Linked DNA regions of Homo sapiens: region 1 is linked to region 2. Evidence: read pairs that join two places in POLR2A ChIA-PET (ENCODE). Cell type or tissue: GM12878. All regions are shown on one strand. Links, peaks and the distances in the headings refer to the core of each region. The heading gives the core; the rest is flanking DNA.

What was found. Peaks named below come from ENCODE experiments on the same cell type or tissue, not always from the same donor. Only the 100,000 strongest peaks of a DNase experiment are listed, where the experiment ranks them.
Region 1: POLR2A ChIA-PET joins it to region 2 with 10 read pairs; 2 of 35 experiments call an interaction of 5 or more read pairs at or near these places.

The regions. Positions count from the first base shown.
Region 1 is chr3:98,557,866-98,573,347 of GRCh38, forward strand. It overlaps a transcript of CPOX not described here. Among named protein-coding and RNA genes, the nearest start is that of CPOX, 28 kb to the right of the region's middle. RefSeq lists an enhancer at 4,407-4,456 and a silencer at 5,511-5,570. In GM12878, for the core only: no CTCF peak of the experiment used is centred there; a DNase peak (open chromatin) is centred at 5,964; H3K4me3 peaks cover 5,011 bases; H3K27ac peaks cover 8,000 bases.
Region 2 is chr3:98,658,350-98,673,831 of GRCh38, forward strand. It overlaps the pseudogene WWP1P1. Among named protein-coding and RNA genes, the nearest start is that of ST3GAL6-AS1, 67 kb to the right of the region's middle. In GM12878, for the core only: no CTCF peak of the experiment used is centred there; no DNase peak of the experiment used is centred there.

The DNA of each region.
Region 1 (15,482 bases), core at 2,764-10,763, 100 kb before region 2:
GTGTGCCACCTATTAATCCCCCCTACTCCCCACAACCACTCATTTTTTTACTCTGAGATGAGTTTTTAACGGTAGGAAAAAAAAAGAAAATTTGAACAAACAGAAATACAGAAGATGAGGGCATTTAGTACTTAAAATATGTGGGATTATGTGGGTGGGAGAATTGAAGATCTAAGGAGAAACTGCAACTTTGTAAGTGAATTAGAGACACATCTTTCTCTTCCCCACCCATCCTCCCGTCTTGATAAAGACTCAGCTCAGTGGTTTGCAAACATTTTTTTAAATTTAATTTTATTTTATTTTAAGTTCTGGGATACACGTGCAGGATGTGCAGGTTTGTTACACAGGTAAACGTGTGCCACAGTGGTTTGCTGCATCTATCAACCCATCACCTAGGTATTAAGCCCAGCCTACGTTAGTTATTTATCCTGATGCTCTCCCTCCCCCGACTCTGACAGGCCCCAGTGTGTGTTGTTCCCCTCCTTGTGTACATGTGTTCAAAAACCCTACCTTGAAGTCAAAGCTTACATATATATACATCACATATTAGGTAAGAACATAATTGACATAAATTTGTGTTGGAATAAAAGCATAGCTATTTTAATCAGATTTATAGTCCTATATGTACTTCAGCATTCACTTCAGCTGTTTGGAAAAAAAGAACAAAATAAGAAGCTGGATCTCTCTCAACCCTTATGTCAAAATACATTTCTGGTGCAGTGATGTGCTAGAGTTGGCATATATCAGCTGGCAAGAGCCAACTGTGCACATCTTTTCCTAACTCTGTGTTCAGCGAAGTCACATGGGCAGCTTGAAATTGGACATGATGGGAGTATTTACACTTTGGAAATTGGCAAATACTACAATTCAGAGCTTTTTGTTGTTGTTTTGAGAGCCAATTTTGTAGTCATTGCTACTGGTAGGAAAAAACTAGTATCTTATTAACTCAGAAGATAATATGGGAGTTTTCCTTTGAACAATTCCCAGTGTGGTAGGGAAAGCTTTATAAAACCTAAAATCTTTTTCTAAAAGATACATTTTACACAAACACATAGACCAATGGAACAGAATAGAGAACTCAGAAATAAGACTGCACACCTACAACCATCTGATCGTCGACAAACCTGACAAAGACAAGCAATGGGAAAAGGGTCTCTATTTAATAAATGGTGCTGGGAGAACTGGCTAGCCATATGCAGAAAATTGAAACTGGATCCCTTCCTTGTACCTTCTACAAAACTAAAACTCAAGATGGATTAAAGACTCAAATGTAAAACCCAAAACAATAAAAACCTTAGAAGAAAATCTAGGCAATACCATTCAGGACATAAGCACAGGCAAAGATTTCATGATGAAAACACCAAAAGCAATTGCAACAAAAGCAAAAATTGACAAATGGGATCTAATTGAACTAAAGAGCTTCTGCACAGCAAAAGAAATTATCATTAGAGTGAACAGACAACCTACAGAATGGGAGAAAATTTTTGCAATCTATCTGATGGGCAAAGGTCTAATATCCAGAGTCAACAAGGAACTTAAACAAATTTATAAGAAAAAAACAACTCCTTTTAAAGGTGGGCAAAGGACACGAATAGACACTTCTCAAAAGAAGACATTCATGCAGCCAACAAACATATGAATAAAAGCTCAATATCACCTATATTAGAGAAATGCAAATCAAAACCATAATGAGACACAATTTCATGCAAGTCAGAATAGCAATTACTACAACATCAAGAAACAACAGATGCTGGTGAGGTTGCTGAGAAAAGGGAACACTTTTACACTGTCAGTGGGAATGTAAATTATTTCAACCATGTGGAAGACAGTGTGGCAATTCCTCAAACATCTAGAAGCAGAAATACCATTTGACCCAGCAATCCCACTACTGGGTATATACCCAAAGGAAAATAAATCATTCTATTTTAAAGATACATGCATGCATGTGTTTATTGCAGCAGTATTCCCAATAGCAAAGACATGGAATTAACCCAAATGCCCATCAATGATAGACTGGATAAAGAAAATGTGATACATATACACCATGGAATACTACGCAGCCATAAAAAGGAACAAGATCATATCATTTGCAGGGACATGGATGGAGCTGGAAGCTGTTATCCTCAGCAAACTAATGCAGGAACAGAAAACCAGGCACTGCATGTTCTCACTTATAAGTGGGAGCCAAATGATGAGGACACATGGACACACGGTGGGCAACAACACATGTTGGGGTGTGTCATGGGAGCAGGGGGAGGGAGAGCATCAGGAATAATAACTAATAGATGTTGGGCTTAACACTTAGGTGATAGGTTGATCTGTGCAGCAAACCACCATGGCACGCATTTACCTATGTAACAAACCTGTATATCCTGCACATGTACCCCAGAACTTAAAATAAAAATTGATGAAAAAATAAAAGATACATTTTACTACAAAAAGTAAACATTTTCTGCCCTAAAAAGATGTATAAACTATGTTACAATAAAAATTTCAAAATGGGGAAAAACATGCATACTTATAAAAAAGGGCTAATTTTCTTATTATACAAAAAGCTCTAATAGCAAAAAGATCAATTCAATATAAAGCGAGTTAAGATATAAATTGGCAGTTAACAGAAATATAAATATAAATTGTCAATGAATATTTTATAAATGCTCAACCTCCTGCATAACTAAGTCCAAGTTGGAAAAAAAAAAACTTTTTTAAAAGTTATAAAATGGCAAAATTATAGTGTGAGCTTCAATGTTGAGGGTAGGTATGGAGAAGCCCACTCATTCACTGTGGGACACTGTTAAATTAAATTGCATATTATTAAGTGAAATTTAAAATTCACACTCTTTTCAACTATTTTCAATTCTATTCCTAAGAATTTGTTTTACAGACTTTTTATATTCTCACAAAAATAAGTAGACGTGGATGATCATTGTGACATTGTTTGTCTATTAGTTATCTACTCCTGTGCTTAAAAATTACCCCAAAACTTTAAAGTTTAAAGTCATAATAGACATCATTATCTCATAGAGTTTCTGTGTCTCAGTTATTGGAGAGCAATTTAGTTGAGTGGCTGTTTCATGGGGTTGTAGTCAATGTGTTGACAGAGACTGCAGTCATCTCAAAGTCTGACTGGGGCTGGAAGATCCAATTCCAATTTGACCTGTGGGCTGACAAGTTGCAAGAGGGCCAAGCTCCTCACCCCTTGCCTCCCAATATAACTGTTGGAGGATCTTCATGATAAGTTAACTGGCATCTCCCAGAATGAGTAATTCAAGAAAGTACAAGGCAGAAGCCACTATGCTTTTTATAACCTAGTCGTGGAAGTCATATGTTGCCATTCGCACAATGTCTTCTTGTTACACAGGACAGACTAATTCAATGAGGGAAGGGAATACACAAGGAGATAATGCTCATTGGGGGCCATCTTTTGAGACTGCCTGCCACAGTTTGGAAGGATGAAAAAAACAAAGAAAGGAAAAGTATCTTAATATCCATTGATAAAGTACTGGGTAAATAAATTTTTAAACTTAATTAAATGTTATAGAGCATTTAATATATTAATTAAATGTTATAGAGCTTTTAATATATATTTAATATGTAATATAAAATTATAAGGTGTTTATTAAAAAGAAGGAAGCAGCCTAAATGTGTTGCTATGGAAAAATGCCCAAAATACACTAAAGTATATAAAGCACATATTTATATATTTATTATAAGACTCCTTCAATATTTTTATAAAAATAGACATTTATGCATAGTTATATGCATAAGAGTGAGAAATTTCCTCAAAGATGTATAAGGATCTATCAGTGGGTGGTGAAACCTGGGGGTGAGATAGTGGTAGGGATATGTAACTTTTTATTTTATGCCGTATACTTATACTAGTAATGTTTGAAAAAAAACTTACAATGAAAATGTATTACATTTATAATATTTAAAACTAGCAAAATTATGCTCCACAGAGCTCTACAGGACACATAGCCAAAGGGGAATATCATTTGAGCCAAGCTCAGACAGACTTCTCCCTGACTATCTCCTGCTCAGAGGAGCTGAGTATGTAGGCAGGAGAAACATACGTTGGTTTTCTGAATAGAGAACTGAGAGCTACCCAATCTCTAGTCTTCAGCCTTTGCAAAGCTGGATTAACAAGATGGTAATTATCCCAAAAGTAGAATTCTATTGTGGCATATTTCTCCCTATTCTGAAGCCATAGGGTCCATCAGAGAATCAGGAAGCTGAGAATCTGCAGGGATGGCAGGGTATGCAGTCGGCAGCAGTTACACAGGATCACACCACAGTGGAAAACCTCTCAGCACCTTGGTGTTAGCAAAACTCAGCTCCAGTGGATTTCCAAAGCATCCACTACTATTACAGCAAGGCCAGGGCATCTGAACACCTGTCTTAGAAGATTTTCAGGAACTGTAGCGGCTGGGAGTTGAGTGAGCACTCTTGGTGGATTACCTTGAAGTGATGGAGACCCAGGTCAGCCTGTGCTCAGTTGATTACAAGGCCAAGTTGGGGGTTTGAACCCTCAAAAGAAATCCTCCACTGAGTTGAGGAAAAGGATAGCTGAGAATTGTCTGCAGCGAGAAACCACAAGACCTCTGAGTCACAGAGCTTTAAAGGAAGCCTTCTAATAGCTGGTATCAAAATGCAAATAATATAAGAATTATACAGATGCAGTTAACATTTATTGAAGACTTATTTTTCATCTACTAATTATACTCATTTTGTAGATGAAAAAGATGAGAATTGGAGAAGTTAGGCAATCTTCCCAAGGATATTACACATCCTTTAAATTTTTCAGTTTTAACAAATGATTCAAAAATGTCTTTTTAAAAAAATGAAATTTTGATCAAACATTTTAAGAACTTCTGAAACATTTCTGCACAAGACAATTTAAAAACCACTGCTTTGCTATTTAACCACTGGAACCAGTAGGTGGAATTTACGGAAAGGTAGATTTCTGTTCAATATAAAATATAAGTTTATTCATAACTAAATTATCCAATTATAAAATGAAATTTTCTGAGGGGTAGTTAAGTTCTCCATCACTGGAAATGTTCAAGCAGAATCACTATTATTACCTCTTAGGTATATTAGAAGTGTGAGCAGCATACAATTGGATTTCCTTCCAAAACTAAGATCTGATGTTCTCTGAAAAGAGGCTTCACTTTTCTTTCTTTCTTTCCTTCTTTTTCTTTCTTTCTTTCCCTCCTTCTTTTCTTTCTTTCTTTTTTTTTTTCTTGAGGTGGAGTCTCGCTCTGTCGCCCAGGCTGGAGTGCAGTGGCACAATCTTTGCTCACTGCAACTTCTGCCTCCCAGGTTCAAGTGATTCTCTTGCCTCAGCCTCCTGAGTAGCTGGGACAGGCATGTGCCACCAAGCGCAGCTAATTTTTGTATTTTTAGCAGAGATGGGGTTTCACCATGTTGGCCAGCCTGGTCTCAAACTCCTGACCTCAGATGATCCATCTGCCTCGGCCTCCCAAAGTGCTGGGATTACAGGTGTGAGCCACCGTGCCTGGCATTCACTTTGTTATCTCTCAGGTTAAATTGAGTCAAAACTTCTGATTACAGAAGGCTGAACTAAGTATATTTCCTGAAATTTTGGAGTTTTAATAGTAATAGTAAACATGTATAAAGCACTTACTATGTGCTTGGCACTGTTTTAATTGCTTTACATTTGTTAACATAGGTCATCTTTTCTACTGTCCTATTGAGGTATGTATTATTTATACAGAATTACATTGAATTCTAACCTCAAAATCTAGCTACCAAGTCCATGTTCTTCAGCAGTTTGTGATATTTATGCTACATATAGTGATACAGTTGCAAGTATATGACCCTACAAGTGGATAAGAGTTTAGCTAAAACACTGCAAATAAATGAATAAACAGATGCAGGAAGTGGTTTGTTGCATAATAGGGAGTTTCTATCCATGTTTCTATAGTTGTGTCACCAAACCACAGGTTGGTACTTTGAAAAAAATCAGTGCTATAAAAGCTTTCGTATCATTAACATTCCTTAATTCTGAACTCAGTAAAAGCTTAATCAAAGATGGTATTAGGAGAATACAAGTTCTCTAGCATTTTTTATTTGTTTGTTTCCATAACTATAGGATTTGTTTTCAAAGAGTAACAACCATAAGACATTTACAGTTCCTTTCTTGAATGCAAATAATGGTTAGGGGCTGGAGGCACCTAAACTGTGAGACAAGGTATTGATTCCTATTGAGCTTTCATAATTCTGGGTGAGAGTGATGTCAGAGGCCAGACTATTTTTTTTTTTTTTTTTTTTTTTTTTTTGTGGCAGGGTCCCTCTCTGTCGCCCGGGCTGGAGTGCAGTTGTGTGATCTCAGCTCACTGCAACCTCCACCTCCCAGGCTCAAGTGATTCTCGTGCCTCAGCCTCCCAAGTAGCTGGGATTACAGGCACATGCCACCACACCTGGCTAACTTTTGTATTTTTAGCAGAGACTAAACAGGGTTTCACCATGTTGGCCAGGCTGGTCTCAAACTCCTGGTCGCAAGTGATCTGCCTGCCTTGGCCTCCCAAAGTGTTGGGATTGCAGGTGTGAGCCACGGCACCCAGCCCAGACTACCTTTTGCTCAGCACTTGGCTCTGTGGGGGTGAGCAAAAACTTCAACCCTCCACACCTCAATTTTCTCAGGCATGCAATGAGAATAACTTCCTCGGGGTTATTTCAGATATTGACTAAGTTAACTTAAGTAATGTTAGAACACTGTCTGGCACCCTCAGTGTTGGGTATTAGCACTAGCTGGTGTGAAGAGAGATGGAGCATATAAATGTAAATTTAAGTTTACAAAGAGATAAATAATTTGACTGTTATGTGAGAGTCAGGTGAGAGTTACAGATACCAAATATACCTGGGTTTAAAGAGAGGTGTGACTGTTATGGGTGGCAGTGTTGTGGCCCACAGGGGCAGACTCTCAGGGTGAGGATACTTGAGCAGGGCCAGGAAATGAATTATTTTGTTCACCTTTGATGTGGCCCACATTCAAATGCTTCACAAGTACAACGTTCTCAGCTAAGCTAAGGTGGTCTTCGATACGCACTTGACCACAACGGAAAAAAAAAAAAAAAAACAAAGAATGAAAAAGTTAAACAACAGGTGGGAAGTCAATGCTGAATAAAAAATTAAGATACGCAAAAGTTAACATGTTATTTCCTTCCTAAATAAAACACATGTGCATACAAAAATACATGTATAATATTCTGATATATTTATAAATACCTATCCTTGAATTGTTTTTCACTTTTCCAGCCAAATTCCCTCATCAAATTACTGAATTTTCCTAGCTTAAAAATTATTATTTTTGATTTTGACTAGAGAAAGTGAAAGGCAATTTACTGCCACATCTATCTATATTACATAAACATACATGCTCATATATACTTTCCACTGGGAAGGGAAGAATCATGATATGAAAATGACTAAACTCTTTCTCTCTGACTGATCTAGTCTCCTCTTCTTCCTACCTTTAAAGTGCTGAACAGTCATTTGCCCAGCTTTCTATGTATCAAATATCTGATTGTTTGTTTTAATGTCTTCAGTGCGGCTTTAACTGATTTCCTGAATACCTAATGTCCACATAACACTTAAAAGCTTGTAAAACTCTTTCCCATATGTTATTTTATTGACTTCCCACAGTAATTTTTGGAGGTACACATTACTCATTCTCTTTTACAGAGGAGTTAAGAGTAGAGTCTGTGTGACGTCCCCTAAATCACACAGCTATGACCGGTCTGAAATATGGGCTCAGGTTGTATGGGAATACTACCAAAGATTTCAGAAATGATCATTATGCATTCACGGGTCCTCTGGTGCCTGGTTATAAAGTAAAAGGGTGAACAATTCAGATTTATATTTGAATCTCTGTCTATAAAGTTTTTTTGTGTTACAGCCACTTGTCTTACTTTTATTTCATTTTTGTTTTTTTTTTTTTTCTTCTATCTGAAAGAAAGCTAGAGAGTTATTTCCCCTCACAAGCTTCAAAAACCTGCCAGGCAGAGACTGATTCCCACAACCCCTCTCTGTGGTCTGGGCTTCAGGGAACAAGAAGTAGAGTGGCGGACCACATTCTTCCTCTAGTAGCAGAGACACACTGGACCACTGGGTCCTGGGAAACTTTTCCCAGGGACTGTCTTTATTGCTCCACTCTCACGACAATAACACACACTCAAACAAGCACTCACGTAACCCTGTATACAGCTGCATCAGCACCCAGAAAACGTGGCCTAATGTAGCAAAGGTAATTCCTACCGTAAAGTCCTTTAGCAGAAATGGTTCACGATGGGCCTGTAACAATGTAAGGAGTTTTTACAAAGAGCCAGGGGTAGGGCACAGGGAGAGGGTGGGGAAGGGCCATTAGGGGAGATGTAAGCGGGACACTCAAGATGGACCAGGAACTTATTTGAAAGCGGTAGTTAACAACCAGAAGGGAGAAGAATTTCACCCAACCCAGGAAATAGGAACCCGTGGCCTAACGACCCCTTGGGAATCCTGTGTCTTTAGCGGAAGGCGTGAGAAAAAAGGAGTAAAGTGAAGTATAACTGAAGCTTCAGGAATTAGAGAAAATGGAAAGGGTGCATGTAGGAAGGAAAAGAAAGACAAGGTGGAGGTTAAAGGCAAGTTGCAGGTTTTAGTGGCATGGTGATTAATTTTATGTCAACATGGTGGGGCCATAGTGCCCAGATATGTGGTCAAACGTTATTCTGGATGTTTCTGTAAGAGTGTTTTGGGTGAGACTAACATTTAAATAAGTGGACTTTGAGGAAAGCAGTTTGCCCTTTATAAAGTGGGTGGGCCTCATCCAGTCAGTGGATGTTCTAAATAGAACAAAAGACTGACCTTCCTGAGCAAGAGAGAATTCTGGCAGCAGGCATGAACTGCAGATTTGGGACTTGCCAGTCTCTATATTCACCAATTCCTTAAATAAAGCTATATACAGACATACACACATGCATCCTATTGGTTCTGTTTCTCTGGAAAACCCTAACTATCACAAGCAGGCTGTGGTCATCAAGCTACATAGGGAGGGATATGAAGCTGGTGAACAAAAAACAGGGATATAGCAGGAAGCCAAACTGCGGCTCTATTAGGCAGGCATTTGAACACTGACCTTGCTCTTGGCCTCATCTTAATTTCCCACCATTAGTTTCCCTTTGTCAACTTTTCTTATTTTCAATTGAATTCATCTCACTATATTTTATGCATTATTATATATGTCACCTTAAGTCCTTTCTGGGACAAATTAGAAGTATAAATAAATAGATTATTATCATCTGGAGCAATTATGTAAGACTAGATTTAGATTCTCTACAAATAAAGAAGAGACATGAATTACACAAATCTAAGAAAAAATGATGAAGAGATATAGATGATAAATGACATAAAATTTAAAAGATGTGCAGTAGAAATCCAAGGGTGTATGCAAGGGAAAGTAGTTTAGTCATAGGATAGAAAGTATTGAGATTAATCAAGAGGCTAAAACATCAAACCACAGAGATATAAGCAAGCAGCAAAAACTCTTCATTTAAAAAAAAAAGGTTTACAAATCAGAGAAAATGGATTTTGTGTTAGTATGCCCACCTAAATTTTTTGAACATTATATAATTAAAATATTTTCTGATGGGAGAAAATTAAAAGGTTCAAGAATGAAGATGTACGAGGTCATGAAAACATAATGCTGTGTTCTCTTTGTACGTATATACAAAGACTATAGAGTAAGACTTCTTACTCTAAAAAAATTCTGAACTAATAAAAATTCAGGTGTACTTTTGCCCTATGTCAATAAGATGAGTTGATGGGATTTCTGACTTTACCTAAGATTATAGCAAAGCACTAATAAGTTGAAGAACAATCAGCAGTTAACTTAGACTTTCACACCACAAAAGCAGAGTAAGAATGAGAGGACTCCACCCCAGCTACCCACACAAGAACCGGGCCAGGGTAAAATCAAACTCTGTTGTGGCCTGAGACACAGGGTTTGATTTTTACCCTGGCCAAGTTCTTGTGTGGGTATCTGGGGTGGAGCTACCCACACAATAGGAACAACATTGAGAGGAAGCCCAAAGATTTTTCAGGGAGAAGCATTCTTCAACTTGTTACCCATTTTTCCTAAACAGAAAGTGTCTTCAGTCTCATGCTTTTGCTTATCCCTGTGGTATTTACACCAATCAGACCATGAAGAGATGATGCTGTGGTGGCAGCACAAAAAAACTGTGTTGGAGTTTTGAAGCATTGATAGCATTTCCTTCAAGTTGTCACTAAAATATAATTTGAAGAAAATAAGGTAGACCTGTAAAAACCAGAATATGCTTTTCTTTTAGTGTCTTTCTATACAAACAGAAATATACCCAAGTTCCTCTGGAACTCACGAGATATCTTCATGATTGAGCCAGAGGGCTGCTGTGTTTAGAAAACATAACCCTAGACACAGTGATCATTGATTTAAATGTAACTTCTAAACTCTCAAGCAAAAACTTGAAAAAGGTCACACATCTGGACCATTGTCCAGCACCCACTTTATAAAATACCTTCCCCTGTACCTTGAGGTGTACAAAATCTGTGACTTAGTTTGCATTTTATAAACAATAGTTTTACTTATTATTAACATAGACAGAAAAGACATTTGGGCACCATGTATAAAGTTCTATGAATCTTTAAGAACGATTGGAACCTGTTAAAGAATACTTTTCTCAGAACATATCTTACTTCTTAAAGTTAAAACTAGTTAGATGATAACGTGTATTTAATTCAGCTCAACAGTGAGGTCAAAAACAGGAAGAGGTCTTTAAGAACAGCGGTAATGTAATGGCAACACATGATAAAAATTAATGTAACAGAATGGAAAGTTTTTTCTAATAAGAAGCATCTATATGATAAAAATATGCACAATTAAAATGTTTTGAGGGCTTAAAAATCCATGGCCTTTACTCTTTAATATTTTTATTAATCTAATAAATAAAATCAGTTAAACAATCAAATAGTAGTAAAAGGTTATGACAAAACCCAGCAATTCCCTTTCCATTTCTATTCACCTCAGCCCTGCTGCCCAAAAGCAACAACTTTTAAATCTTTTTGATCTGTCTATTTACCTCTGTATTTCTAAGTTTAATCTCTTATCTGTTCTATTATATATTCATTAGAAGCCTGCCTATCTGTGGTCTCTTTACTTATTTTTTCTCTTTCTCTTATATTTTCCTCAAATATCTGATGACCCTGGCTATCTATTATTCTTTCTAATGTTTTCTCATTGATTCAAGTAATTTTGTTTGCTCTTATTTTTATTATAAGTTCTAGGGTACATGTGCACAACGTGCAGGTTTATTACATAGGTATACATGCGCCGTGTTGGTTTTGCTGCACCCATCAACTTATAATTTACATTAGGTATTTCTCCTAATGCTATCCCTCCCCCAGCCCACTACCTCCCAACAGGCCCCGGTGCGTGACGTTCCCCTCCCTGTGTCCAGGTGTTCTCATTGTTCAACTCCCACCTATGAGTGAGAACATGCAGTGTTTGGTTTTCTGTCCTTGTGATGTTTTGCTGAGAATGATGGTTTCCAGCTTCATCCATGTCCCTGTAAAGGACATGAACTCATTCTTTTTTATGGCTGCATAGTATTCCATGGTGTGTATGTGCCACATTTTCTTTATCCATTCTATCATTGAGGGACATTTGGGTTGGTTCCAAGTCTTTGCTATTGTGAATAGTGCCACAATAAACATACATGTGCATGTGTCTTTATAGTAGCATGATTTATAATCCTTTGGGTATATACCCAGTAATGAGATTGCTGGGTCAAATGGTATTTCTAGTTCTAGATCCTTGAGGAATCGCCACACTGTCTTCCACAATGGTTGAACTAATTTACACTCCCACCAACAGTGTAAAAGCATTCCTATTTCTCCACATCCTCTCCAGCATCTATTGTTTCCTGACTTTTTAATGATTGCCATTCTAACTGGCGTGAGATGGTATCTCATTATGGTTTTGATTTGCAATTCTCTGATGACCAGTGATGATGAGCATGTTTTCATATGTCTGTTGGCTGCATAAGTGTCTTCTTTTGAGAAGTGTCTGTTCATATCCTTTGCCCACTTTTTGATGGGGTTGTTTTCTTCTTGTAAATTTTTTTAAGTTCTTTGTAAATTCTACTTTGTAAAGTAGGGGCAAAGAAAAGAGTTAATCATTTTGTAGTGAAAATGTCAAAGCCTACAGCAGTATTTTTTTTTTCTCTAGAACTATTCATTATTTATTTGGAAAAAAAAAAAAGCCCTTGAATCTCCTGCCCAGCTGGAGACCAAGTTCCCATAAAGAAACGGGGCAGCCGATGGGCTAGAGCCCTCAGTCAGTAGCTCACTTGCTCACTTTCAAGAAACCCCTTATTTTCAGCCCCGGTCGATTATCTGCCTTTGAAAGGTTTAAATAACAGGGGGAGATGCTTAAGGCATAAAAAAGAAAACAGTGAGTATTCAAAATTATATATGCAATATGATTTAACTACATTAAAATATGCATAAAATACCTAGAAAGAAATATACCAAAATTTTGAGTATTTATGGTGACTTCTGAGTGGTGGAATCAAATGTAATTATATCCTTAATACCATTGTTTATTTTCCAAGATTTCCACAAAGCATACACACTAATTTAAATACGTGGGAAAAATACTTGATTTTTAAAGAAACATGTATCAGGATGCCAACAAGAAAACCCACAGAAGTGAATGTTAGTATCAGAGTAAGAGTTTTTCTGATCATAGCTTAAAAGATTTTAATTAAATACTTGATATACACATTAATATTTATAAAATATGAGGATACTAAGAAATATCCTATTAATATATTGAAATGTTGAAATGGCCACTTGTATATCAGAATCCAGCTGTAGAACACTACTAAGAACTTTGAAGCCATCTGTGAATCCTGCCTCAGTTCCATTCTCCATTCACCTGAATTTGGTATTTGTCATTAGCTTTTCATTAGTTTTATCACTTATGTGTATCTTTAAATAGCCTATGGCCTAGCTTTGCATCTTTTGAATTTTGTACAAATGGAACCACATTGCATGTATTGTTCTGCAGGTTATTTTATCTTCACTCAATGTCTGTGATATTCATCCATATTAATTTTCCCAGTTCTATAATTTATATACACATAACATGAGTCTAGGGCATTTCATTTTATTAATATACCAGAATTTATTTATCTATTCTTCCATTTATTAAACTTGGGTTGCTTCTAGATTTTATCATTACAATTTTACCTCTTCTTTTCTAATCTTTGTATTTCTAATTCTTTCTCTTGTCTAAACTTATTAGCTTAGCATCTCTAATACAATATTGAATAATAGTAGTGATACTGAAGATCCTTATCTTGTTTCTGCCTGCTAATTTCTCTTTTTCCTTTTCTTCAGTTTGCTTGGTTGTCTTGTAAAATTTCTTGATTGAGAAATAGTTTATTTTCATTTTTCCTTCTTTATCAATATAAATATTTAAGGCTTTAAGAAAACGCTGTGGCCGGGCGCGGTGGCTCACGCCTGTAATCCCAGCACTTTGGGAGGCCGAGGCGGGCGGATCACGAGGTCAGGAGATCGAGACCATCCCGGCTAAAACGGTGAAACCCCGTCTCTACTAAAAATACAAAAAATTAGCCGGGCGTAGTGGCGGGCGCCTGTAGTCCCAGCTACTTGGGAGGCTGAGGCAGGAGAATGGCGTGAACCCGGGAGGCGGAGCTTGCAGTGAGCCGAGATCCCGCCACTGCACTCCAGCCTGGGCGACAGAGCGAGACTCCGTCTCAAAAAAAAAAAGAAAAAAGAAAAAAAAGAAAACGCTGTATTAGTTATGTCTCATAGGGTGTAGTAGGTATTGTTTATATTATCAGTATTTCCTAGATATGAGTAATTTTGGTTTATATTTCCTCTTTGATCCAAGACTGGGCTAAGAAAAAAAGCTGTTGTAATTTACAAGATGTTGGAGTTTTTAGTTTTTTATTTGCTTGTTCATTTTTGTCTTGTTGTATTATAGAGAATATTGTCAGTATAGTTTCTGTTTTTTAAAATTTCTTATGGAGTTTGTAATTTAGAAAAGAATTTTGTCAATTTTTATGAATGTCCCTAGGTACTTGGAAGGGTTGTCTCTATTTTCAGGGTTCAGAGTTCAAAATATATATAAGTTAGAGACACTTTGTTACTCATGTAATTTACATCTTCTACATCTTTAATGTGCTTCCCCTGACTTGCTCTGTCAGGGACTGAGTGAAATAATTCAACAACTACAAGTGTGCATCAGTCTAGCTCCTGGATTTTTTTCTCCTTGTGAATATAGTTATGTACTTTGGTCCATTGATATTTATAGCGTTTTACATTCACATTTTAAGTACTCTTCTTTTTCTTATGTTATGCTTTTAGATGTGAATTCCATAATGGCTGATATGAGTATCATAACTCCTTCATTTTTTTAAGTTTGTACTTGCCTGGTATAGCTATCATTTTTTACTTTCTGAAGTATTTTGTCTTAAAGGTATCTGTTTTTTATAGCATCTATTTCTTTATGGTCCCACTTGAAATATTTTAACAGTATGTTATGAAACTTTTATTTATTGATATGTATGCCATTTTTTATTGATTGATAGGATGGGTATGTTTGCTATAGCTTTATCATATGGTTCTTGTTATTTTCTAAATTTGTAGTTTAAAGTCTCTCACTTAAGTTTGGTTTATATTTCTAGTCTACTGATTACCTTTACTATACTGTATTTAACATCTTCATTCTCCATTTCTTTAGACAGTGTCCATTAGTTTTCTCTAAAACCAATGGGAAATTAGCATCCTTTCACTTCCTGCCCTGTAACTCCGGCCAGAGGTAAGAAGCCAAGCTTTATGGTCATTATATTCTTTCTTTGGTTTATCAAGACATTCTGCTTTCTTCTCCACTTTCATTTTTAGTCCATCAAATTGTAAAAACGTATACACTATTTGAATAAGCAATTTTTCAATTACAAGCTGCTGATTTTTTTACACCCAAAATGTGTGTATTTGTGAAATACCCACATAATTAAATTAATGTATTGTAGACATAATAAAATTACACACAAACAGAGCTTTTGAAATGATAAAAATGTTTTCCTACCTGTCTTCACTGAATCACACACACCCCCTGGGGTATAAACTCTAAATTGAATACACACATTTAGATGAATAGTCCTCAATCTTTTTAGAATTATGTTTCCTCTGAGAGTCAAATTAACATTATTCATTCTCAGACAAAAATGTTCACATTTTCTCAGGCAACTCGCAGTTCAGAGATGGCCAAGGAACTCAGATGCTAAGCATTTAGACATTCAACATTACTGGAATTGTAGACATTGCCAACTTCAGAATCTCCCAATCATAAAGTGAGACATGAAACACAGTGGAGACATTTGACAAGACATAAACAGCATAGTCAAATTAGCCAT
Region 2 (15,482 bases), core at 3,552-11,551:
TGAAGGCACGAATGGAATAGATAATCATGTACCTACAAGCACTCTAGTCCAAAACTCATGCTGCTCGTATGTAGTTAATGGAGACAACATACCTTCATCTCCATCTCAGGTTGCTGCCAGACCCAAAAATACACCAGCCCCAAAACTACTCACATCTGAGCCTGCCGATGACACTGTTAATGGAGAATCATCCTCATTTGCACCAACTGATAATGCTTCTGTCATGGGTATTCCAGTAGTGTCTGAAGAAAATGCCTTGTCTCCAAATTGCACTAGTACTACTGTTGAAGATCCTCCAGTTCAAGAAATACTGACTTCCTCAGAAAACAATGAATGCATTCCTTCTACCAGTGCAGAATTGGGATCTGAATCTAGAAGTATATTAGACCCTGACACCTCTAATTCTGGAAGTAGTTCTGCTTTTGAAACAGCCAAATCAAGACAGCCAGATGGGTGTATGGATCCAGTATAGCAGGAGTCTGGGAATGCCAACACAGAAACCTTGCCATCAGGGTGGGAACAAAGAAAATATCCTCATGGTAGAACCTATTATGTGGATCATAATACTCAAACTACCACACGGGAGAGACCACAACCTTTACCTTCAGGTTGGGAAAGAAGAGTTGATGATCGTGGAAGAGCTTATTATGTGGATCATAACACCAGAAGAACAACATGGCAGCGGCCTACCATGGAATGGGTCAGAAATTTTGAACAGTGGCAATCTCAGCAGAACCAACCTCAGGGAGCTATGCAACAGTTTAACCAATGATACCTCTATTCAGCTTCAATGTTAGCCGCAGAAAATGACCCTCATGGACCTTTGCCACCAGGCCGGGAAAAAAGAGTGGATTCAACAGACAGGGTTTACTTTGTGAATCGTAATACAAAAACAACCCAGTGGGAAGATCCAAGAACTCAAGGCTTACAGAATGAAGAACCTCTGCCAGAAGGCTGGGAAATAAGATATACTCGTGAAGGTGTAAGGTACTTTGTTAATCACAATGCAAGAACAACAACATTCAAAGATCCTTGCAATGGGAAGTCATCCATAACTAAAGGTGGTCCACAAATTGATTATGAACACAGCTTTAGGCGGAAACTTGCTCACTTCCGTTATTTGTGCCAGTCTAATGCACTACCCAGTCATGTAAAGATCAATGTGTCCCGGCAGACATTGTTTGAAGATTCCTTCCAACAGATTATGGCATTAAAACCTTATGACTTGAGGAGGTGCTTATATGTAATATTTAGAGGAGAAGAAGGACTTGATTATGGTGGCCTAGCAAGAGAATGGCTTTTCTTGCTTTCACATGAAGTTTTGAACCCAATGTAATGCTTATTTGAGTATGTGGGGAAGAACAACTATTCTCTGCAGATAAATCCAGCATCAACCATTAATCCAGACCATCTTTCATACTACTGTTTCATTGGTCGTTTTATTGCCATGGCACTATTTCATGGAAAGCTTATAGATACTGGTTTCTCTTTACCATTCTACAAGCATATGTTAAGTAAAAAACTTACTATTAAGGATTTGGAATCTATTGATACTGAATTTTATAACTCCCTTATCTGGATAAGAGATAACAACATTGAAGAATGTGGCTTAGAACTGTACTTTTCTGTTGACATGGAGAGTTGGGGAAAAGTTACTTCACATGACCTGAAGTTGGGAGTTTCCAATATTCTGGTGACTGAGGAGAACAAAGATGAATATATTGGTTTAATGACAGAATGGCATTTTTCTCGAGGAGTACAAGAACAGACCAAAGCTTTCCTTGATGGTTTTAATGGAGTTGTTCCTCATCAGTGGCTACAGTACTTCAATGAAAAAGAATTAGAGGTTACGTTGTGTGGCACACAGCAGGTTGACTTGGCAGATTGGCAGAGAAATACTGTTTATCAACATTATACAAGAAACAGCAAGCAAATCATTCGGTTCTGGCAGTTTGTGAAAGAGACAGACAATGAAGTAAGAATGCTACTATTGCAGTTCGTCACTGGAACCTGCCGTTTATCTCTAGGAGGATTTGCTGAGCTCATGGGAAGTAATGGGCCTCAAAAGTTTTGCATTGAAAAAGTTGGCAAAGATACTTGGTTACCAAGAAGCCATACATGTTTTAATCTCTTGGATCTACCACCATATAAGAGTTATGAACAACTAAAGGAAAAACTTCTTTTTGCAATAGAAGAGACAGAGGGATGTGGACAAGAATGAATGTGGCTTCTTATTTTGGAGGATCTCTTGCATTCAAATACCCCAGCCAAGAAAAATTGCACATAGTGTATATAAGCTGTTCATTCTGTACAGTGAATTTTCTGAACCTCTCAAAGTATGTTTTCCATTCTTCCACAGCAATATGCAAAACATATTTCATCCTTTTCTACTTTATTTGTTGTCCTTTGAAATGATTGACCAGGAAAAAGATCATCCTTAAATTTTGAAGCAAGTGAGAGACTTTATTAAAAATACATATGTATCTATATAAGCATATGTGATAGTGGCTCTAGTTTTATAGAGTTGCAAGTGTATTAAACATGACAGCTGTTCATTCATAAAGATCTGGATTTGCTTTACCTTGTTAATATTATCTAGGCGAAAAAGTGCAAATTGCTCCATGTTCTTCTCTCCCTTGTGTAACATCTCCTGAGGGTGTTTATTTGTATGTCTGTTCAGGAAGGTATTAAGGGCTTAGGCCAAATCTTACTTTGAGTATGTTAAAAAAAAAATGCTGCTGGCTTTTCTGAAGACAGGTGCTTGAACCTGTCAGTTGGTTTTAAATAAATAGTTGAAAATTTTTCTTTCTCTGTTACATCAGTAATATTGTCAAAGTAATGGATAAAACCATAACTTACACATGAAAGTCATATACCAGATCTGATACTATTTAGTTTATTATCAAAATTGGAAGGATTCATTGAGCAGCAAAGAAGTTTGTTTACATGATACTTTGAGATGCTAGATATTTGTGGAATTAAAAAGAATCAGGCACTGCTGTACTTTGTTTTTAAATCTGTGATTTTTTCAAATTTAATTCATAATAAATTGATGCAATTTCATACCTAGGAACATATAAAAGGTAATGTGAACTCTGCCACTTGTTTTGTGTTCAAAGTTTCGGTTTTATGAAGCCAGATGGATTGAAGAGTTACATAAGCATTTGAGTGCTCTAATATGAGGCTAACGATTTTCTGTTAGTGTTTGAATATCTTCATTCCTCTCAAATTCATAACAGTTCTATTTATCTGAATTAAATAAGCATATTAAAAAAAAGAAGTGACATTTATCAGCCTCTGGAATTCAATGCTGTTCTTTTCTTATGTTTATATCTTTGCAAGACATAGATGAGCTGAAGCCTCCATTTTGTAGGTATTCCATAAAATCTTATGGTGCTTTGTGGCTTGCAGGGAAGATTAACCACCAACAAACAACATAGGTAGATATCACAAAATAGTAAAAAGGGTAAAAACAATACATTTGGTAGCATCAAAGTACTTATGGATAGATAGAATATTGACCAAATGGGAAGAACTGAAAGGTGGAATAAATTATAATGTCTTCTGTTCCAAAAATGAGGAAGATTATGCCTTCCTTTCTTTTTCTTAATATTTCAGATGGATACTTCACATAACAGCATAACTCATCAATTCCATATTGCCATAAAATTAGTCCATACCTAAATTTTCATTTCGCTTTTGGATCAGAACAACAACAACAAACTATGATAGCTAAATATTTCAAATAATACTACCAAAGCAAGGGAAATTACATTGATACAGACACATGTATATCATGCTGGCAGTGTTTTAAATACATTCCATATTTTTTGGAAATAACTTTTTTATCACATATTTGTGTAGTATTTTCAATTATTTTTCTTGGCTTTAGAAGTCACATTTTGTTGAAATTAATAAGGCATTTATTAGTGGGGCTAGTTTTTGTTCAAAGATTCTGAGATGGTATCAGCTACTGATAGGTAATCTATCTCATCATTTTATAGAAACAGAGCAATTTCAATGGAAAACTATTAGGAGATCTAAACCTGATAGTTTTTGTAGTAAATTTTGTTTGTGAAATTTTAAACTTCTACTTCTCTAACTTATTTTAAAATTTACAAAATGGTTTCAAGAAAAAAGACCAAATCTTAATACATCTCTATAGTACTTAACTGAATTAGAAACCCAGCAAAAATAAAGTACAAGATTTCATGATATTATTATATGGCTATGTTCTTTCAAATTAGTCCTGAAACAAAAGGAAAGAATTTTCCTCCACTGTATCATTAGCTGCCCTGTCTGCCTACCTGTGACCTTTGCTGGTGACCTGCAGTTCTGGCTGGAAAGGGGAGAAAAAGAAGTAGAAATTTTCAGTTCAGGGCTGGTCCTTATAAAATTTGTCTTTCTGTGCCTCTCAGCAGCTAGCTTGCTTGCTCTCTCTCTCTTTCCTCTTTCTCTTTCTTTCTTTCTTTTTTCCTTCCTTCCATCCCTCCTTCCTTCCTTCCTCCTTTCCTTTTGTTTTCTTTCTTTCTCTCTCTTTCGTTCTTTTCTCTCTGTTTCTCTCTCCTTCCTTCTTTCATTCCTTCCTCCTTCCTTCCTTCCTTTCTCTCTCTCTCACTTTCATTCATTCGTTCATTCCTTCATTCGTTCTTCACTGTCACCCAGGCTGAAGTGCAGTGGAACAATCATAGCTCACTGCATCTTCGACCTCCCAGGCTCAAGTGATCCTCCTGCCTCAGCCTCTCAAGTGGCAGGGACTACAGGCATGCACTATCACACCCAGCTAATTTTCTTTTTTTTCTTTTTTTGTGGAGATAGGGTCTCACTATGTTGCCCAGGCTGGTCTTGAACTCCTGGCCTCAAGCAATTCTCCTGCCTCGTCCTCCCCAAGTGCTGGGATTACAGGCATGAGCCAGTGTGCTTGGCCAGCATATTTTATTTTCTTAAAAGAGGCTCATATCCTTAATTCCCACATGAACTTGAACTCATTGTTAACGATATCCTAGGTTGGGTCAGGCAAAAAACTTCATACTACAGCAGATGACATGGAATGAAAGTCCTGATGAGAAGCTCAGTTCCAACAATGACTTTTGGCAAGTCCTGTTACCTTTCTAGGATCAGAGTTCTCACCTCTAAGATGGGGAGGAGGGTGGCTGGCTCATCAATTCTAAACCTCATTTCTCCTGTAACACACATAACAGATGATCATGTCTATGAACAAAAAACACTCACTGAGGAAACCCAAAACATTTCCCAAGATATAAAGCAAAGAGCAAGGAGAATTTTTTTATGTTCTTTACAGTTTTGTTTTAACATAATATGAGGGGTTATATAATACTTCACTGAGAGCCAAATAAAAGAACAGCAAATGAATTTTATTTCCTTCTAGTAAAGTAGTATAATGGTTTATGTAGACCAGTTTGGTTTGACATGGCATTCCAAAAAGCACTTATGAGCTTATAAGTAAATAAAATTGCTATTTATTTCACAAGGAAAAAAATGGGCCTAACTAAATTCTTATTTTTTTCTTAATTTTTAAAATTTTTGTGGGTACATAGTTGGTATATGTATTTATGGGGTACAAGAGATGTTTTGATACAGGCATTCAGTGTGACATAAGCACATCATGAAAAATAGGGTGTTTATCCCCTCAAGCATTTATCCTTTGAGTTACAAACAATTCAACTGTACTCTTTAAGTTATTTTAAATAAATTCTTAAATGTTTAAAAAATGAATTTTGATATTTTATTATCCTCTACCCCAAGATAAACTAAATTGAGCAGATCTATGTGTTGGCATATTTAATATTCTGATATGTGTGACTTTCTTTTCTTTTCTTTTTTCTTTGAGAGGGAGTCTTGCTCTGTCGCCCAGATTGGAGTGCAGTGGCGCGATCTCGGCTCACTGCAACCTCTGGTTCAAGCGATTCTCCTGTCTCAGCCTGGGATTACAGGCTCCTGCCACCATACCTGGCTAATTTGGGTATTTTTAGTAGAGGTGGGGTTTCACCATGTTGGTCAGGCTGGTCTCAAACTGCTGACCTCAAGTGATCCACCTGCCTTCGCCTCTCAAAGTGCTGGGATTACTGGCCTGAGCCACCAAGCCAGGCCGTGACTTTTTTTGTTTTTTTGTTTTTTTGTTTTGTTTTGTTTTTTGGTTTTTTTTTGAGACGGAGTGTCGCTCTTTCGCCCCCGCCGGAGTCTCGCTCTTTTGCCCAGGCCGGAGTGCAGTGGCGCTGTCTCGGCTCACTGCAAGCTCCGCCTCCCAGGTTCACGCCATTCTCCTGCCTCAGCCTCCCAAGTAGCTGGAACTACAGTCGTCCGCCACCACGCCTGGCTAATTTTTTTTGTATTTTTAGTAGAGATGGGGTTTCACCGTGTTAGCCAGGATGGTCTCGATCTCCTGACCTCGTGATCTGCCTGCCTCGGCCTCCCAAAATGCTGGGATTACAGGCGTGAGCCACCGTGCCCGGCCGTGACTTTCTAATAGGATAATGGAGCACACAGCAGGTACTCCCTGGATCAGCGTCCTGAGACAACAGTTTGGGAAAAGCTTGTCAAGTGCTAAGAACCTAAGATTTGGAGCTAGAGACCTGTGGCTTGGTCCTAATTCTTCCACTCACTGTGTGATCTTCCACAAATCACTTGACTTCTGAGGTTTCAGCTTTATCATATGTAATCACGGATAATTACACTGTACCTCTAGAGATTGTAGTGAAACAAAAGAAGCTAGTAATTTCTTAATGACTAACATATTGTTGTTGGATGATAAATGCTGTCATTAGAACCTTTTCTTTCTAGTTTTCACTAGAAAGACAGACTCTTATTTCTACTATAAACAGACCCAGCCTGATACCACATCTGAAATATCCTCCTACTGATCTGGAATCATGAAAATATTCCCAGTACTAAATTTTTAATTCCATTTAATGAGCACATATTAACCACTTCCTTTATACTATGAAAGTACATGATATAAGAATAAGACATCATTTTAGCCTTTGAATTTCTTACAATCCAGTTGCCACAGTTTACTCTGCAGTCTTAATTTAAACTCCTCAATGCTAATGCAAAAGTTATATTAATTTCACCCCACTTTTTTTTTTAGCAAATTCTTATTTAAATATATAGAATGAAGATATGGCCAAATAATAAATATAGATGGGCATTTGCACCAACATTCTACACAATTTGTAACTACATTTAGGAAATGAGATAAGCCATGCTTTTAAAGTTTTCAGTATTGTCTTAATTACCTGGGGAAGTTATAATCAGCTTTAAAACAACAAGGAAAGAAGAAATTGTACTGCAAACAGGAAAAAAATAAATGTAAGAAAGAAAAGTAAGGGAAGCAGCTCATTGTTTTTATTTAGAAAAGTTGTAAAAGCATGTTTCATTTTGGTTTAACTGAGAGTTAGCAGTATTTCATCTTTTTAATATATTTTGACAAACAAAAGTTGTGTATGTTTATTATGTACAACATGATGTTTTGATATATGTATACATTGTGGAATGGCCAATTCAAGCTAATTAACATACACATTATTTTACTTTTTTTGTGGTGAAAACACTTAAAACCTACCCTCTTAACAATTTCAAGTATACAATACATTGTTAACTATAGCCATCATGTTTTACAACAAACTTTGGGTCTAACCGAAATTTTACGCCTTTGACCATCTCTACAACCTCCTCCGAAGTGCCTTGAAACCACCATTCTAGCCTCTGTCTAGTCTCTGGTCTATGAGGCTGACAATTCTACATATAAGGGAGATCATGTGGTATTTGTCTTTCTGTGTCTGACGTTTCCCTTAACATAATATTCTCTAGATTTATCCTTGTTGTTGCAAATGACAGGATTTTATTATTTTTGAAAGCTAAATAATATCCCATTGTGTATATATACCACATTTTCTTTGTCCATTCGTCCACTGATAGATATATTATAATACTTAAGTTGATCCCTTAGCTTGGCTATGGTGAATGATGCCACAGTGAACGTGGGAGTGCAGAAACTAATTTCATTTAGTGGAATTGCTGGATTATATGGTAGCTCTAGTTTTAATTTTTTGAGCAACCTTCATATTGTTTTTCATAATGGCTGTACTAATTAACATTTCCACCAACAGTGTAGAAGGGTTCCCTTTTCTCCACATCCTCACCAACATTTGTTATCATTTTTTTTTTGATAATAGACATTCTAACAGGTATGAGATGATATCTCATTGCAGTTTTAGTTTGCATTTCCCTGATGATTAGTGATGTTGAGCATTTTGTCATATACCTGTTTGTTGTTTGTATGTATTCTTTTGAGAAATGTGTATTCAAATCTTTTCCCCATTTTTTAATCAGGTTATTTGTTTTTTTATTATTGAGTTGTTTGAGTTCCTTATATATTCTCTTTCAATCTCTCAAAATATATTATTGAACTGTACTCGCCTATTTTTGGACTGTGATTGACTACAGGTAACTAAACCATGGAAAGCAAAACTGCAGCAGATAAGGAGGGACTACTGTACTCAATAGTGAAGAACTGAAAGCTTTTCCTCTAAGATCAGGAACAAGCAAGGATGTCCACTCCTGCCACTTTTATTCAACATAATACTGGAAATCCTAGGCAGAACAATTAAGTAAGAAAAAGAAATAAAAGTCATCCAGGCCAGGCATGGTGGAAGCCAGGCGAGGTAGTTCACACATATAATCCCAGCACTTTGGGGGGCCAAGGCAGGTGGGTCATTTGAGGTCAAGAGTTTGAGACCAGGGTGGCCAACATGGCGAAACCTCATCTCTACTAAAAATACAAAAATTAGTTGGATGTGGTAGTGTACGCCTGTAGTCCCAGCTACTGGGAAGACTGAGGCAGGAGAATCGCCTGAACCTGGGAGGTAGAGGTTGCAGTGAGCTGAGATCATGCCATTGTACTCCAGCCTGGGCAACAGAGTGAGACTCCATCTCAAAAAAAAAAAAAAAAAAGTTAAATTGTCTCTGTAGATGACATGGTTTTACGTATAGAAAACCCTAAAGTCTCCACCAAAAAAACTGTTAGGGCTGATAAAGGAATTCAGGACTGTTTCAGGATACAAAAATTAACATAAAAAGCAGCATTTCTATATACTAACAAACTATTTGAAAAAAGTTAAAAGAATAATTTCATAATACCAAAAAAAAACCCTTAGGAATAAATTTAACAAGAAAGTAAAAGACTGAAACCTATAAAACATTGATAAAAGAAATTTTAAAAGACACAAATAATTGAAATGGTATCCCTTGTCCATGGATTAGAAGAATTAATAATGTGAAAATATCCATGCTACTCAAGGTAATAGAGAGATTCAATACAATCCCTATGAAAATTCCAATGACATTTTTCACAGAAATATAAAAACAATCCTAAAAGTCATATGGAACCACAAAAGACTCTGAATAGCCAAACCAATCTTGTGCCAAAAGAATAAGCCTAGAACAACACACTATGTGATTTCAAAATCTACTATAAAGCTATAAGAACCAAAATAGCATGATGTTGGCATAAAAACAGACACATAGACCAACGGAACAGAATACAGAGTCCAGAAATATTTCCTCTTTAAAATATTAACTTTTGGCCAGGCGCAGAGGCTCACGCCTGTAATCCCAGCACCTCAGGAGTCTGAGGCGGGTGGATCACGAGGTCAAGAGATCAAGACCATCCTAGCCAACATGGTGAAAACCCATCTCTACTAAAAATACAAAAATTAGCTAGGCATGGTAGTGTGTGCCTGTAGTCCCAGCTACTTGGGAGGCTGAGGAAGGAGAATCGCATGAACCCAGGAGATGGAGGTTGCAGTGAGCAGAGATTGTGCCACTGCACTCCAGCCTGGCAACAGAGTGAGACTCCGTCTCAATAATAAATAAATAAAATAATAAAATATTAACTTTTATGAAACTTCCTATTACACAGGGGAGAAATAAGAAATACTAATTGAGCTTTTCTAAAATTATAGACTATATCGTGGATATTAGACACTCAAATACTTATGTTAAATCACGGTAGGAGCTGGAAAGACCAATAAGATATGTGTGAACTCAAGAGTTGCTACTGGCATAAAAATTGATGCACTATTTCTAGCAATATATAGCAAGAACCCTAAAAAGTTTGTAGCTTCAACGTTATAATCCCAATATTGGAAATTTAAAGAATAAAAGCTTTATTTATACACCTTTGTAAAACAGCGGCATTTGTAAGAGCAAAGCCCTTGAAACAATCTGATTGTGTAGCAGCTACACAATGGCTGATTAAACGACAGGTGTCATGAGGAAATTTGTGCAACCACTAACAACACAAATACAAGATTGTAGAAAAGTGAATGCAAAACTATCTTAAGTACAAACAAGGGTAAAGTGATTATGACTAGGCAAAGCCAATGCATGCATGTATACAACTGAAAAAGCCATGTAGAGATATAAATAATTCTTTAATATGAAAGCATTTGTTTATTTTAACAGCTTAGTGAGATATAATTTACATGTCATAAAATTCATCTGTTTAAAGTGTACTATTGAATGGTTTTAAGTACATATATAGACTGCTTATTTTTAAAAATGACTTAAACTTTTTTTTTTTTTTTGGTGAGACAGGGTCTCACTCTCTCACCCAGACAGGAGTGTGTTGGTGCGATCTTGGCTCATCGCAACCTCTGCCTCCCAGGCTCAAGTGATTCTCCTGCCTCAGCCTCCTGAGTAGCTGGGATTACAGGTGCACACCACTACCACCCGGCTAATTTGTGTATTTTTAGTAGAAATGGGGTTTCACCATGTTGGCCAGGATGGTCTCCAACCCCTGACTGCAAATGATCCACCCAAAGTGCTGGAGTGCTAGGATTACAGGCATGAGCCACCGCACCCAGCCAACTTTTCTTTTTTCTTTCTTTTTTTTTTTTTTTTTTTTTTTTGAGACAGAGTCTCTTTCTGTTGCTGATGCTGGAGTGCAGTGGTGGGATCTTGGCTCATTGCAACCTCTGCCTCCCAGGTTCAAGCAATTCTCCTGCCTCAGCCTCCTGAGTAGCTGGGATTACAGGCACGCATCACTACGCCTGGCTAATTTTTTATTTTTTTAGTAGAGACGGGGTTTCACCATGTTGTTCAGGCTGGTCTCAAATTCCTGACCTTGTGATCCGCTGCCTCGGCCTCCCAAAGTGCTGGGATTACAGGCATGAGCCACCGTACCCGGCCCCCAACTTTTAAGATGAGGCAAGAGATCAGTAGATCTAATTGCCTGGTACAAATAGGACTCATATTTGAATTTGTTTAAGCTCTACTGAAAAATTATTGCTACTGTGTCCATGTAGTGAACATAATTCCAAATACTATGTTTGGATCTAACATCCAAATAGATATCAAGCCAGTCCAACAAGATTTTTTTTTAAATCTGAGTCCATTACTGGCAGTAAATTTCCTCTTTATTTCCCAGCTCACATAAGGTTTGTATTCTGTCCCAACTGGTCCCAGCAAGTTTAAATGCACTATGTCTAATGTCACTTCTAGAGCCTACAGTCTCTCATACATTCTGCTTTGTTAGGAAGAAAGAAGCAACATGATATAGTTGGTTTTATCTTAAGAAAAAATGTGGAATGATGATAAACACACAGGCTTTGGATTTACACTTGGATTTGAACTCAAGCTCTGCTATTTGTTATGTACTCTGAGGCTTACTTGCCCCAGTTACCTCGTCTATAAAATAGGGCTAATGTCACTTTTTTGCAGGGTGGTAATTGACCTGGTAAATATTAAGCACTTAGCACAATAGCTGGAATGTTGGTGAGGCTCATTCCCTGGAGTAACTACTATGATGATAAATCCCTGATTAATTAGCACAGAGCCACATACACTGGAGCTTTGTTTCCCAGACCGCACCAACCATGAGAAAACCAAATAGAGGCATGAGTTACAATTAAAGAATTATTTCTGCACCCCTCCCTTTTCCTGGGACTCTCACTGTGGCGAACACCATTGCAGAACAGAGGGAATGCCCCACACACCTCCTCCTTGGTTGTCTGTGCGTGTCCACAGAGCTGTCCTGCATCAACAGTGCCACCGCCACTCATCTTCCTCTAGCACTGATGACCTGTCTCACCAAAGTGCCATCCTCATCCCAAGTATATGGTTCTGCTTTTTCCCATTCATAACTTTTGGAAAACTTCAAAAGATGGTCTTGTTCCTTGGGGGAATAACCCAGCCACACCAGCTGTGATTACAGAATCAAGTTAAACTTCCCTACTGTCTTGGCAGGAACCTCACCAACCTACTTGCTGGACATTTCCACACCTGCACACATACACATCTGCTTAAACTATACCCCAAACATTTTTGAGATTTTCCCAAAGTATTTTGGTTATAAACCCCTCAGGTTCTTTCGACAGAATTCCTGTAACTATATGTGCATAAGTATGTGTGTGAGTGTGTGTGTTTTCTTCTTAGATGTGAACTCAAACATTATTTTTTTCCTGCTCTAAAGAGGTTTGGCAAGGTTTTGACCATTGAGAGGCTGAGTTTCACTTTTGCCAAAAAAAAGAAAAAAGTTGAGGGCTTTGTTTTCAAAAACCTAGAATGGGCCAGGCACAGTGGCTCACACCCGTAATCCTAGCACTTTGGAAAACTGACGTGGGTGGATTGTTTGAGCCCAGGAGTTTGAGACCAGCCTGGGAAACATGGGAAACCCCCATCTCTTCAAAAAATACAAAAAAAAAAAAAAAAAAAGCTGAGTGTGGTGGTGCACGCCTGTAGTCCCAGCTCCTTGGGAGGCTGAGGTGGGAGGATAACCTGAGCTCAGCAGGTCAAGGTTGCAGTGAGCCAAAATTGTGCCACTGCACTCCAGCCTGGGCAACAAACAGAATGAGACCCTGTCTCAATAAATAAATACACAAAAAATCAACAACAACAACAAAAAACTAGAATGGCATCTAGGAGGTGGGTTGTTTGAAAAGGTCAGGGTTCCAAGGGTTGAGAGGGAAAGGAGTGGCCTGGACTTGAGGAAGGGGAGTGGTGGAAATCTTTTTGCACAACCTCAATGTGGTGCAGCTATGCGGGCATCCCCTATGTGAGAACAGGCAGTGGTTCCTGATCGTAAAGCTTAGTGTAGAATGCATTGTTCAGTTTGGAAAAATGAACATTTTCACGTGACAAACATAGGGTCAAGATCAGCAGTTCGTCCTTAAATTACCAAAGGCCCTAGGATTCCTGTAGAATTGTCAGTTAAAATTAAGATTTTCTACCACATAAAAATTAGATTTTCTTTCACCTTTGATGGGTGTTGTTGGGGAAGGGAGGTCAGATTGATTTTATTTGGAAAATAAAATAATGTTACATTTTCTTTACTTTGAGTGCCTGGAATAAATCACGTTGGTTACTCTCCCATTTCAGCTTCATTCAACTCATAGCAAGGATTCCTACGCTTGCTGAGAAGTACCCTTGGCTTCCCTATTATTTTGAGAAGTTGCATTCTCAAGGGATTATCTGGAAAGCAAAGACAGATTTATATAAAATTAATTATTTTTCTTTGGAGTTTATGTGATTAGATTCAACCATCTAGATTATTAAAATAGTTATTGTCTGAAAAGACAATGTGTGAACTCTGAAGCAAACTAAAACTATATACATACGGTGCAGAAAACAGAAGTTTTGGAGACAAAAAACAACCTTTGCCACCTTGGACAAGTTGTTTACTCTCTCTAAGGCTTGGTATTTTCAACTGTAAAATAAAAAAATTAAGTATATTTTTCATGAGGTGATAGTGAAGAAGAAAACAAATACATACTTAAAGGGACATAGGCTTCAAGAAATACTCATTTTATTCTCTGTTATAGCCACAATGGTTTCTTTTGATCTCCCTTTTTAACAAACCTTATTGATATATATACAGAAAAGACTATCATAAGCATAGAATTTGATGAATTATCACAGAAAGAACATATCCTAATAATCACCGTAATATCAAGAACTAGGACATCCCAATGTCAGGGAAGAACCTCCTGTGTCCGTTCTGATCATTACCTCCTCTACCTCATCCCCTAATGTAAACAATCTCCTGACTTCTATCATTTAGTTATGCCTGATTTTAAAATTTAATACATAATGAATCATATAGTCTATATCATTCTGTATCTGGCTTTTTTCACTTACCATTATGTTGGTAAAATTTGCTCTGATTTTGCACTAAACAGGAATTTGTTCATGTTCATTTTTCAAGAGATTTTCCATTGTTTGAATGTGCCATATTATATTTATCCTTTCTTACGTTGGTGAGCGTTCATGTTGTTTCCAGACTTGAGCTATTATACATAGTACTGTGTGACAATTTGTATGTATGTGTATGCATTTCTGCTGGGAATATGAATAGGAGCCAAATTGCTGGATCACGTGTTATGTGCAGGTACAGCTTTAGTATACCCTGCCATAGTTTTCCAAATTGCTGTGCCAGTTTTCTCTCTCAAACAAGTATATGAGTTCCTTTTGTTCCACAGCTCTGCACTTGGTATTTATAATTTTAAGTTTTAGCCATTCTGCTAGAGACAGATAGATTACTGTTTCACTGGGGTTTGATTTACATTTAGCTATCTTCTTTTGTGAAGTGTCTGCTCAAATGTCTTTTGAGCATTTTTTTTACTTTGTTATCTGTGGCTTTTTTTTTTAAGGATTTCTTTATATATAACCCTTCTTACTCTGTGGTTTGCCTAGTAACTATACGAAAAATGTCTTCTGATTGAAAAGAAAGTTTCCAAGTCTAACATGGCCCAATTTGTCTATCTTGTTTTTGTTTATTGGTGCTTTCACCATGCTTAAGAAATCATTCTTACCCCAAGATCGTGATAATATTCTCATGTGCTTTCTTTTAAAAGCTTTGCATTTTAACCCTTATATTTGGTATAAATCCACCTGGAACTGATTTTTTAACATGGTGTTAAAAAGGGGCCAGGATTCACTTTCTTTCTCCATATGGAGATCCAATAGACGTAGCACCTTCTATTTGTAAAGAATATTGTTTCCTCACTTCTTTGCAGAGCCACCTTTCTCACTAATTCAGTTCTGTATGTATGAGTCTGTTCAGATTCTCTATTTCATTCCAGTAGTCAATTGCTTATTCTTAACTATTGTAACATTAGGGTAAGTATTCATATTTAGTACTATAACTTCTACAACTCTTTTATTTTTCTTCAAGATTACCTTGGCTCTTCTTGTCTCTTCCATTGCTATACACATTTTAGTATTAGCTTGTCAATTTTTTCACAAAAACTGCTTGGGCTTTCATTGAAATTGCATTAGATCTATAGATGTATAGAGCTATTTAGGATGTATTTGACATATTGAAAATGTTGAGTCTTCTAATCCATAAACATGGGTTTTCTTCTATGTTTCTATGTATATCTTCTTTAATTATGCTCAATAACTTTTTTTGGTTTTTTTGTTTGTTTGTTTGTTTGTTTTTGTTTTTGTTTTTTACAGAATCT